Linked DNA regions of Homo sapiens: region 2 is linked to region 1. Evidence: read pairs that join two places in POLR2A ChIA-PET (ENCODE). Cell type or tissue: Panc1. All regions are shown on one strand.

Evidence for each region. ChIA-PET counts read pairs that join two places held together with the same protein. Peaks named below come from ENCODE experiments on the same cell type or tissue, not always from the same donor. Only the 100,000 strongest peaks of a DNase experiment are listed, where the experiment ranks them.
Region 2: POLR2A ChIA-PET joins it to region 1 with 12 read pairs; 3 of 35 experiments call an interaction of 5 or more read pairs at or near these places.

What each region holds. Positions count from the first base shown.
Region 1 is chr11:63,801,084-63,806,083 of GRCh38, forward strand. No RefSeq gene overlaps it. Among named protein-coding and RNA genes, the nearest start is that of SPINDOC, 9.9 kb to the right of the region's middle. In Panc1, no CTCF peak of the experiment used is centred here; a DNase peak (open chromatin) is centred at 2,148; H3K27ac peaks cover 282 bases.
Region 2 is chr11:64,243,305-64,248,304 of GRCh38, forward strand. FKBP2 (FKBP prolyl isomerase 2) reads left to right here. Exons shown (of 6, transcript NM_004470.4): 3 at 1-7; 4 at 147-193; 5 at 537-572; 6 at 664-828. The coding sequence ends at 725. PPP1R14B (protein phosphatase 1 regulatory inhibitor subunit 14B) reads right to left here and starts at 3,639. Exons shown (of 4, transcript NM_138689.3): 1 at 3,112-3,639; 2 at 1,900-1,983; 3 at 1,626-1,658; 4 at 1,175-1,518. The coding sequence starts at 3,369. The coding sequence ends at 1,450. It overlaps LOC114841035, which reads left to right. Exons shown (of 6, transcript NM_001370414.1): 3 at 1-7; 4 at 147-193; 5 at 537-572; 6 at 664-828. It overlaps PPP1R14B-AS1 (PPP1R14B antisense RNA 1), which reads left to right and starts at 2,562. Exons shown (of 2, transcript NR_135087.1): 1 at 2,562-2,785; 2 at 4,649-4,910. RefSeq lists an enhancer at 1-404 and silencers at 3,313-3,492, 4,213-4,352. In Panc1, no CTCF peak of the experiment used is centred here; a DNase peak (open chromatin) is centred at 2,620; H3K4me3 peaks cover 4,213 bases; H3K27ac peaks cover 3,399 bases.

The DNA.
Region 1 (5,000 bases):
GAGAGAAAGAAAGGAGGGAGGGATGTTGGGAAGGAGGGAAGGAAGGAATGAAGGAAGGAGGGAAGGAAGGAAGGGAAAGAAAGAAAGAGAGAGAGAGAAAGGAGGGGGGATGTTGGGAAGGAGTGAAGGAAGGAAGGAAATGAAGGAGGGAAGGAGGGAGGGAGGGAGGTTGGGAAGGAAGGAAGGAAATGAAGAACTGATACATGTTACAACGTGGATAGACCTAGAAAATATATTGCTAATTTAAAAATGCCAGTCACAAAATGCCCACATATTATATGATCCCATGTATACAGAAGGTCCAGAATACACAAATTTGTAGGGACAGAAAGTAGGTTAGTGGTTGCTTAGGGATTGGGGTCGAGGGAGAAGAGTGAGGAGTGACCGCTAATGGGTATGAGGTTCGTTTTAAGAGGGAGGAAAATATTCTAAAATAAGATTGCCGTGATAATTTCACAACCCTGTGAATATACTAAAAAACATTGATATGCTCATTAAGTGAACGAGGTATATGGGAATATAAATTCTATCTCAATAAAGCTGTTTTTTAAAACCTGAAAGTCTCAGGCTGGGCACGGTGGCTCACGCCTGTAATCCTAGCACTTTGGGAGGCTGAGGCGGGCGGATCACGAGGTCAGGAGAGCGAGACCATTCTGACTAACTCGGTGAAACCCCATGTCTACTAAAAATACAAAAAATTAGCCAGGCGTGGTGGCGGGCGCCTGTAATCCCAGCCACTCGGGAGGCTGAGGCAGGAGAATGGTGTGAATCCAGGAGGTGGAGCTTGCAGTGAGCTGAGATGGCGCCACTGCACTCCAGCCTGGGCGACAGAGCAAGACTCCACCTCAAAAAAATAAAATACAATACAATAAAATAAAAAATAAAACCTGAAAATCTCAAATTCTGGGAAACCTCTCAATGCTGGGCAAACCGGGAGGTCTCCCTGGCACCACTCTTATCTCCATAAAATTTATTTATGTATTTATCTATTTATTTAATTAATTTTTGAGATGGCTCTCTCTGTCGCTCAGGCTGGAATGCAGTGTCTCGATCTCGGCTTACTGCAACTTCCGCCTCCTGGGTTCAAGCAGTGACTCTCCTACCTCAGCCTCCTGAGTAGCTGGGATTACAGGTGCCCGCCACCATGCCCAGCTGATTTTTTTTACTTTTAGTAAAGACAGGGTTTCACCATGTTCAACACGCTGGTCTCGACCTCCTGACCTCAGGTGATCCGCCCACCTCGGTCTCCCAAAGTGCTGGGATTACGGGCATGAGCCACCACGCCAGGCCCATACCTTTTTTTTTTTTTTTTTTTTTGAGACGGAGTCTCACTCTATCACCCAAGCTGGAGTGCAGTGGTGTGATCTCAGCTCACTGCAACCTCTGCCTTCAGGGTTTTAAGCATTTCTCTCTGCCTCAGCCACCCGAGTAGCTGGGATTACAGGTGCTCACCACCACGCCCGGCTAATTTTTGTATTTTTAGTAAAGACAGGGTTTCACCATGTTGGCCAGGCTGGTCTTAAACTCCTGACCTCAGGTGATCCACCCACCTAGGCCTCCCAAAGTGCTGGGATTCCAGGTGTGAGCCACTGCACCCGGCCTGCCAGGCCCATAAAATTAAAAAAAAAAAAGGGGGCGGGGGGGATTTGGGGAGAGAATGCAGTGTCTGGAGTATTAGTCAGCTTTTTGTTGTGGCAATGTTGTGTAACCAACAACCCTGGAACTTAGTCATTTACGGCAGCAAACATTTCTTTCTTATAGGTCTGTAGGTCAACTGTGGCTGCACTAGGCTAGCTGGGCTCAACTGTACTTGGCCCAGCTGTACTGTGAGTTAGGTTCCAGTCTACTCCAGGTGTCTCTCATTCCAGGACCCAAGCTGAAGAAGCAGCATATCCCTAGGGCATGCTCTTCTCAGATGGATGGCACACGCAATAGAAACCAAGCACACACCATACAATTACTACAACGCCTCAGCTAAGATTACTGCTTACTTCATGTCTGTTCACGCCCCATTGGCCAAGGCAAGTCACATGGTCACGTCCACAGTCACAAGGGTGGGGAAACATTCACTGTCTCATTTGAGGCACTGAAAAGCAAGGTAATGGGGCTGGACATATAATCTAATTATAGGAGGGGGTGGGATAGCTGGAAACAATAAGCCAACCAACTCAGAACAAATGCTTGCCATTCTTGCTCTACGAGACCTTTAGGGAGCAGGTCAAGAAGGATTCATCAGGCCAGGCATGGTGACTCACGCTTGTAATCCTAGCACTTTGGGAAGCCGAGGTGGGAGGATCACTTGAGCTCAGCAGTTCAAGTGGCAGAACATGGCAGAACCCTGCCTCTACCAAAAAAATATAAAAATTAGCTGGACGTGGTGGGATGTGCCTGTAGTCCCAGCTACTAAGGGGGCTAAGGTGGGAGAACTGCTTGAGCCCAGGAGGTTGAGGCTGCAGTGAGCCATGTTCGTGCCACTGTACTCCAGCCTGAGTGACAGAGTGAGATAAACACACATAAAAAGATAAGAATCGATCTATTTTGTCTAATTCTGCTGCATTAGCATCTTGTGTTTTTTTGGTTTTGGGGGGTATTTTTGAGATGGAGTTTTGCTCTTGTTGCCCAGGCTGGAGTGCAGTGGCACGATCTCGGCTCACCGCAACCTCCACCTCCTGGGTTCAAGCAATTCTCCTGCCTCAGCCTTCTGAGTACCTGGGATTATAGGCACGCGCCACCATGCCCAGCTAATTCTTTGTATTTTTAGTAGAGACGGGGTTTCATCATGTTGGCTGGGCTGGTCTCAAACTCCTGACCTCAGGTGATCCACCCGCCTCGGGCCTCCCGAAGTGCAGGGATTACAGGCGTGATAGGGTCTTTTTTTCTTTTTTCCGAGACGGAGTCTCGCTTTGTCGCCCAGGCTGGAGTGCAGTGGCACAATCTTGGCTAACTGCAACCTCTGCCTCCCAGGTTCGAGCGATTCTTCTGCCTCAGCCTCCCAAGTAGCTGGGATTACAGGCACCCACCACCACACCAGGTTAATTTTTGTATTTTTAGTAGAGACAGGGTTTCACCATGTTGGCCAGGCTGCTCTCGAACTCCTGACCTCAAGTGATCCGCCCATCTTGACTTCCCAAAGTGCTGGATCATGCCTGGCCAGGTCTTTTCTTAAAAAATAGAAATGGCATTTTAAATTCTGATTATAAAAGCAAAAATATCAGACAATACAGGATACTTTAACAAAAAAGTAGGAACAGCTTCCAGGAATAATTCTATGCCCGCCAATCTGACTCACCTCATTTTATTACACCAACGTGCAGGGCAGAAAGTCATTTGGTGATACGAGGATGTAAACAGTGCCTAGCATTGAACACACACGTGGACAGAGGAGGAGAAACAGGTTTGACATGTACAGAGCTAGAAGCTAGTCTGTGGGAATTAGTGGCCCATCTCCTGCCATGTGGAAAAAGACAGGCTGCAGGAAAGGGAGTATGGCTGATGTACACAAACAGAGGCAGAGACTGGGGGTGAAAAGAACGTCCTGGTAGCATTTATGTCCTGGGTCCGGTTATTCCTAAAGTCGGCCTGTATCCCTGCCCTTCCCACAATTGGGCATTCAGCCCTTCCTTCAGTTCCATGAGCCAATAAATCCCCCATTTTGTTCAAGCTAGTATATTTATTTATTTATTTCTTGAGACAGTCGCCTAGGCTGGAGTGCAGTGGCACGATCTCGGCTCACTGCAACCTCCACTTCCCGGGTTCAAGCGATTCTCCTGCCTCAGCCTCCCGAGTAGTTGGGACTACAGGCGCCTGCCGCCACACCCAGCTAATTTTTGTATTTTTAGTAGAGACGGGGTTTCACCGTGTTAGCCAGGATGGTCCCAAACTCCTGACCTTGTGATCTGCCCACCTCGGTGTCCCAAAGTGCTGGGGTTACAGGTGTCAGCCACTACGCCCAGCCAATTTTTATATTTTTAATAGAGATGAGGTTTTGTCTTGTTGTCCAGGCTGGTCTGGAACTCCTGACTTCAGGTGATCCACCCACGTCAGCCTCCCAAACTACTGGGATTACAGGCGTGAGCCATCACACCTGACCTTGAGCTAGTTTAGATTGAGAGTTCTGCAACAAGAACCCTAAAATGTGGCCACCCAGCTGGTGCTAACACCACAGATTCTGGGCTGATGCTGCAACTATAAAGATGGACAAAAACTGGTCCTGCAAACAAATAATTACAGCACAACGTGCCAAGTTTCATAACAGTGGGGTTCCAACGGATGTGGGACCAAGAGATGGACTTCTGACCACACACAACAACTGAATAAAATTTCACCAAGGAGTGCTAAGTTTTAGGGGCTGAACTGATACCAACATTGCTGTTAGGTCATTACTTTTCTTCTTTTGGATGACTTTAGGATAAGCTGGCAATAGGATTACTGAGCTGAAGAGCATGGCTATATATTTATTATGGCTTTTGCTAAAGACCACTACTAAATGCCAAGCCAGTTAAGAGTGAAGCCCCCCTGCCCTTACCTAGGCTTCAGACAGCCCTCTCCTCACTTGGAGCTGGGTCTAGTCCACTTGCTACAGCAGCCCACCCATATTTCTTTTTCTTTTTCTTTTGAGACGGAGTCTTGCTCTGTCACCCAGGCTGGAGTGCAACGGTGCAATCTCGGCTCACTGCAACCTCCGCCTCCCGGGTTCCAGTGATTCTCCTGCCTCAGCCTCCTGAGTAGCCGGAACTACAGGTGCGTGCCACCACCTGTAATTTTTGTATTTTTACAAAAATTAGCAGCCTGGCTAATTTTTGTATTTTTAGTAGAGATGAGGTTTCACCATATTGGCCAGGCTGCTCTCGAACTCCTGACCTCGTGATCCGCCTGCCTCAGACTCCCAAAGTGCTGGGATTATAGGCATGAGCCACCACGCCCGGCCCCCATATTTCAATATCCCCACAGCTATTCCCACTTGAGGCAGTCCACTCGCTGTCTCAGCTTGTCACTGGTGT
Region 2 (5,000 bases), 440 kb after region 1:
TGCTGGGGTGAGTCATGGGGGAATGGGCTTGGGAGTGGGGGCGTGCATGGCCACCGCCCAGGAGGTAAGCTGTGGGAGGCAAGCCCCAGGGATACAAGACAAGGGCCCTGGGTGCTGCCATGGGCTGAGCATGTGTCTTCCTGCAGGATGTGTGAGGGGGAAAAGCGCAAGCTGGTGATCCCATCCGAGCTAGGTAAGAGGCCCCTCCTGAGGGTGCAGAGCGAGTTTGGGGTGTGTGACTGGGAAGGGTGAAAGCTGCTTCAGCTTTTCATTGGTCTTCACCGTATCCATTCATTACAATACATGCCTCCTCCAAGTTTGGCTGTGTCTAGCAGTGAGTACAGGGCAAGATCATTGAAGCACTCAGCTGTAGTGGCCCCACTCTGCCCTTGCCAGGCCTTTGGCACCCCCTTCCCATCTCCATTACCCTTCTCCATTTCTGGCCTTCTTGCTGAGAGGGGCGGAACACTCTCCCTTTGCCCACACTGGAAGGGAGCTTGGCCATCACTGACTGTTTCTTTGTGCATCTTCAACAGGGTATGGAGAGCGGGGAGCTCCCCCAAAGATTCCAGGTAGTAAACCTTTTGATACCTCCCATCACCTGCAGCCAGCCCACCTCCCTGTGGCCCTGGTTGGCATTTTGACTCCCCTTCTCCCCTACAGGTGGTGCAACCCTGGTGTTCGAGGTGGAGCTGCTCAAAATAGAGCGACGAACTGAGCTGTAACCAGACTGGGGAGGGGCAGGGGGAGAGGCCCCCATCAGGGACCAGACTGTTCCAAAAAAAAAACAAAAAACAAAAACAAACAAAAAAACACTTAAAAGCCCAAGGAGTAAGCCTGTGTGTGTTTGTGGGCCCTGAGAGACTCAGAGACCTCAGCTCCAGCATACCCCACCACCTTCTCCTTTCCCGACTGTGGAGCCTTGGGGGTCTAGGCTCAATGACATGGTGGCCCTTGCCCAGAGAGAAAGGAGTGTTCCTGCCTGCCAACAGCAATACTGCTCCCCCCACCCCCACAGCTCCCCAGCCACTTTCAACTCCTGGTCTGGGAGCCAGCACTGGGCTATCGTCATGGCTACGTGGCCCTTAGGAAGGCCTGTGGTCACCTGGGGAGAAGCTGAGCTGGCAGAAGTCAAAGAGCAGTGTGCCCCCCTAAAAGAGACCAGCCGAGCCTGTTAGCTGCACCAAAGGCGTATCCTAGCTTTATTAAAGGGCCCGCGCCGCAGAGTCAATATAAAAACACAAAAAGTCCCATCAGTTTAATAACAATAAAAAACCCCAAAAGTGGAAAACTGAGGGGGCAGGGGAAGAGACCCCTGGGCCAGGGGCACGAGGAGCCCTGCTCATGGCACCAGGCCTGGCCGCAGGGTCCCCCGGTATTGCTGTTGCTACGAGGTTGGGGGGCAGCGATTGTCCTGTGGGAGCCACCGTTCTCCTGGGTCGGGGACCGTCACTTCTTCTGGGGTGTGCTCAGCTTCTGCATGCCCCGGATCTTGTCCAGCAGGCCAGAAATGAAGGCCTGGATGGGGTGGGAGGGTAAACATTAAGGAGACCAGACCCCAAGATGACAGGAGCCGGGCTCCCCTCACCCTGCCACCCCCGCCAGCCCCCCAGGAAATCTCTTACCTCTGTGGGTTTGTAACAGTCAACCAGCAGCTCCTAGCAGAGGATGGGGGAGGAAGGATAAGTGAGTCCTCAGGAGTGGGGGCCTGGAGCTCGCCTATACCCACTTCCAAGAGACTGGGGCCACCCTGAGGCACAGGAGATGCCACAACAACCTCACAGCTAGGCATTGGCCCCATTCTGTTGAGGCAGGAGCTGGGGCTTGAGGGCCTGGCTCCACAGCCTCACTTTCCCGGGGCAGTGCCTCAGGCAACCCATCGCCCCCCAGCCCCCTCACCTTGACCCTGGCAGCCCGGGCATCGTCACTCTCCATGTCCAGGAGCTCATCCACGTCAATCTCCAGTTCTGGGATCTCCTCTTCCTGGGGTGGGGGTGGGGGAGGAGGGAGAGACATAAGCCTGAGTTGGAGAGAGGGTGTGAGAGGGGCTCTGGGTTGAGGCCCCTGCCTACCTCGGAGGAACCCAGCCCTCTGCCCAGCAGACAGAACAGCAGCTGCTCTGGGGAGGAAAACAGATCAGGCCCGTGCCAAGGCAAACTGCCCAAAGCGGGGTGGGGGGGGGAGCTTCCTGTCCCTGCCAGTGGGCACGGGGGGTGACAGACAAGGCCAGACAGCCAGGGTTGGGGACCTTGGGCTGGGAACCCAGCAGATGTGTCTCCCCAACATCCGGGCCCCCCATCTCACCAGAGCACCGGTGGGTGCAGCTGTCCCAGCTTATCATACCCCCCTCCCCTCCCCCAAACACCTGTCACAGCTCCCCGGGAGTGAGGAGGAAGTGAAGGCTGAGGGGTCACTGGGAAGGACCCAGGCCTGGCAAAGAGGAAACAAAGAGCCCATGCTTTGGTGAGGGAGGGGATGCCCACCACCCTGCCACACCCTCCCCAGGAAGCCCCTATCCTGTTTGTAGTCAGCTGCATTCCAGGGCTGGGCTAGGGTAGGCAGGCAGCACCGGGCAAACCCACTCCTCCACCCTGCCCCCCGGGGCCTGAGTCACCGTCTGAACAACCAGGGAGTCATGGGGGTGGAGAAGCAGAGCCCAGAAAGCGGGCTAGCCTGCACGCACGCCAAGATGGAGCTCCAGGCTAGCCCACAGAACAGCCCAGCCGCAGCCGTCCTACCAGACCAGCACCTTGTAACCACAGTCTAACCCAGCGGGCACCAGGCGGTGAGACCTCCTGCCGCTGCCAGCCCAGGATAGCCCCCTTGCCTCTTGCCCAAGGCTCAGGCTACCCCTTGAGGCGTCTGGAGGACACTAGGCTTGACCTGGGGAGTGGCATGATGGGGGGCAGGGTCCGAGGCAACGGAGAAGGCAGAAGTGACTTAGGTCAGGCAAGAAAGAGTATATATTGGGGGCGGGAGTGCAGAGGGGAGGGGAGCGCGCGGGGAAGCAAAGCGCCCTTTGACTCCAGTGACAGGCGAGCTCACAGTGGAGCTGCCAGGCGGACCGGCGCGAGACCGATTTTGGGGTGTCGGCGCGGGGTGGGAACACACCTGGCAGTCGTAGAGGCGCGTGAGCTGCTCCAGGATCCACTCCTCTAGGTTGAGGCGCTTCCGTAGCTCCTTGCGGTCATACTTGACGGTGACCTTCCCTTGGCGCCTCACTGGGCCCTCATCGTCCGCCCCGCCCGGGCCCTCTCCTGCGGCCCCGGGGGGGCTCTGAAAGTAGACGCGTGGTCCTGGGCCGCCACTGCCCGGCCCGGGGGCCGGGGCCGCCAACGCCGCGCCCCCCGCGGTGCCGCTGTCCGCCATGGCGGCCGCCGGGGCCACGTGCGAGCGTCGGGCCCCTCCCTGCGCCACCGCCTCCGGGACGCCCGCCGGCTGGCTCGGGTTAGCTCGCCGGCTCCGCTCCGCGCGGCTCCGCGGCGAGGGCGGCGGCGGGGGCGCCCGGGGGCAGCTGCAGCATGCGGAGCCCCCGGGCTTGGCCTGGCCGCGCCCCGCCCCCTCCCCGCCGATCCGCCCGCCCTTTGTCCCCCGCGGCCGCCGCCCGAGCTGCAGCCGCCGAAGCGCTTTCTCTGTCTCGCTCTTCCTCCGCCCCCCGACCACACCCCCTTAAAGGGCCAGCCCCTCTACAGGCCCCTCTCCCCTACTCCGCCCCCGGGCAGGGGTAGGGGAGGGTCTATTCGGCAGGGGGTGGCCTAGCTGTCCGTACTCCCCAAACGCAACCTTCCAGTCCCAAACCCAGGCGTTCTAAGCGCTCAGGACGACGATTTGCGCTCACGCCAGGACCCTAGTCTTCATTGGACCCTTCCTCATTCTGTCCTCATTGAGGCCATCTGAGAATAGGGGCTATCTGAGAATGCAGGGGAGTGGACATCGTGTGCAGACAGGGAGTCTGGTGAGGAGACGCTGCGGTCCCCGATGTCCAGGTCCTCCAGCCCTCGGCCAGCGAGGAGCGAACGGGCTCCTCCGCACGGACCGACACGTGGACTGGGCTCCTGGGAAAGGAAGAGTGGAGAAGGCGGGCAGGAGCTGTCCGGGTCCCTAGACTCTCCGAGTAGCAGGTCCCACGCCCCCAGCGGAAGAAGCCGGGGCTGGGGGTGAGCGGTGGCACCCGGCCGGCCCAAACGGCCAACCCCGGGCAGCCACCGCCCACCGGCAAGATGGCGCGAGGCTCGGGCTTGTGGGAAACGGAGTCCGCTCCCGGCGCCGCCCCTCCCCCGCCCTGCGGCCAGGCCGGGAAGCGCAAAGTTGTTTGGGGCGTCCTCTGCGCCTCGCGACCCGAGTGCGCACAGAGGGGGAAACTAAGGCGCAAAGAGCTGGGCAGTGCGGGGGCCGCGACTTATAATAATAAAGGCGGTAATTGCGGCTGACCCTAGGAGCGTGCGTCGGGACCGCCGCCCAGTCGGCTCCGCAGAGAGGGCGCCGTGCCGGGGCTCCTGCACCCCCGCCCTGCGGCTCCTCGGTCCTTCACATAGCCCTGGCCCACCTCCAATAAGCCGACGGCGCATCCCATTCCCTCCCTCTATTTTATTTTCTGCATCTTTAAATGGTCTCATTCATTCGTGTATTGTCTGTCTCCCACTTCTAGATTGTGAGTGCCACGGGGCTGAGGCCTGCGCCGACCTGGTCTGCTGGTGCTACCAGGCTTGAACAGTCTTCAAATCCACTGCTATTAGGCAAATTACCTGGCTCCCGCTGAACTCCAGCACCTAGAACTATGTCACACTCGTAGTAGGCCGCTGCATTGGTTGAACAAATGATTTTGAAAGAATGAATGTCTTCCTCTGTGCCTGCATTTCCTCAGAAGGCTGTAACAAAGATTAAATAGGAAAATTCGTGGAAAGTTCAATTACTACACCACAGAGGTTAATTAAGTCGCACTGCTAGATAAAACGGGAGACGAGACTTTGAACCCAGGCTGTGTGGCTCAAACCCCCTGA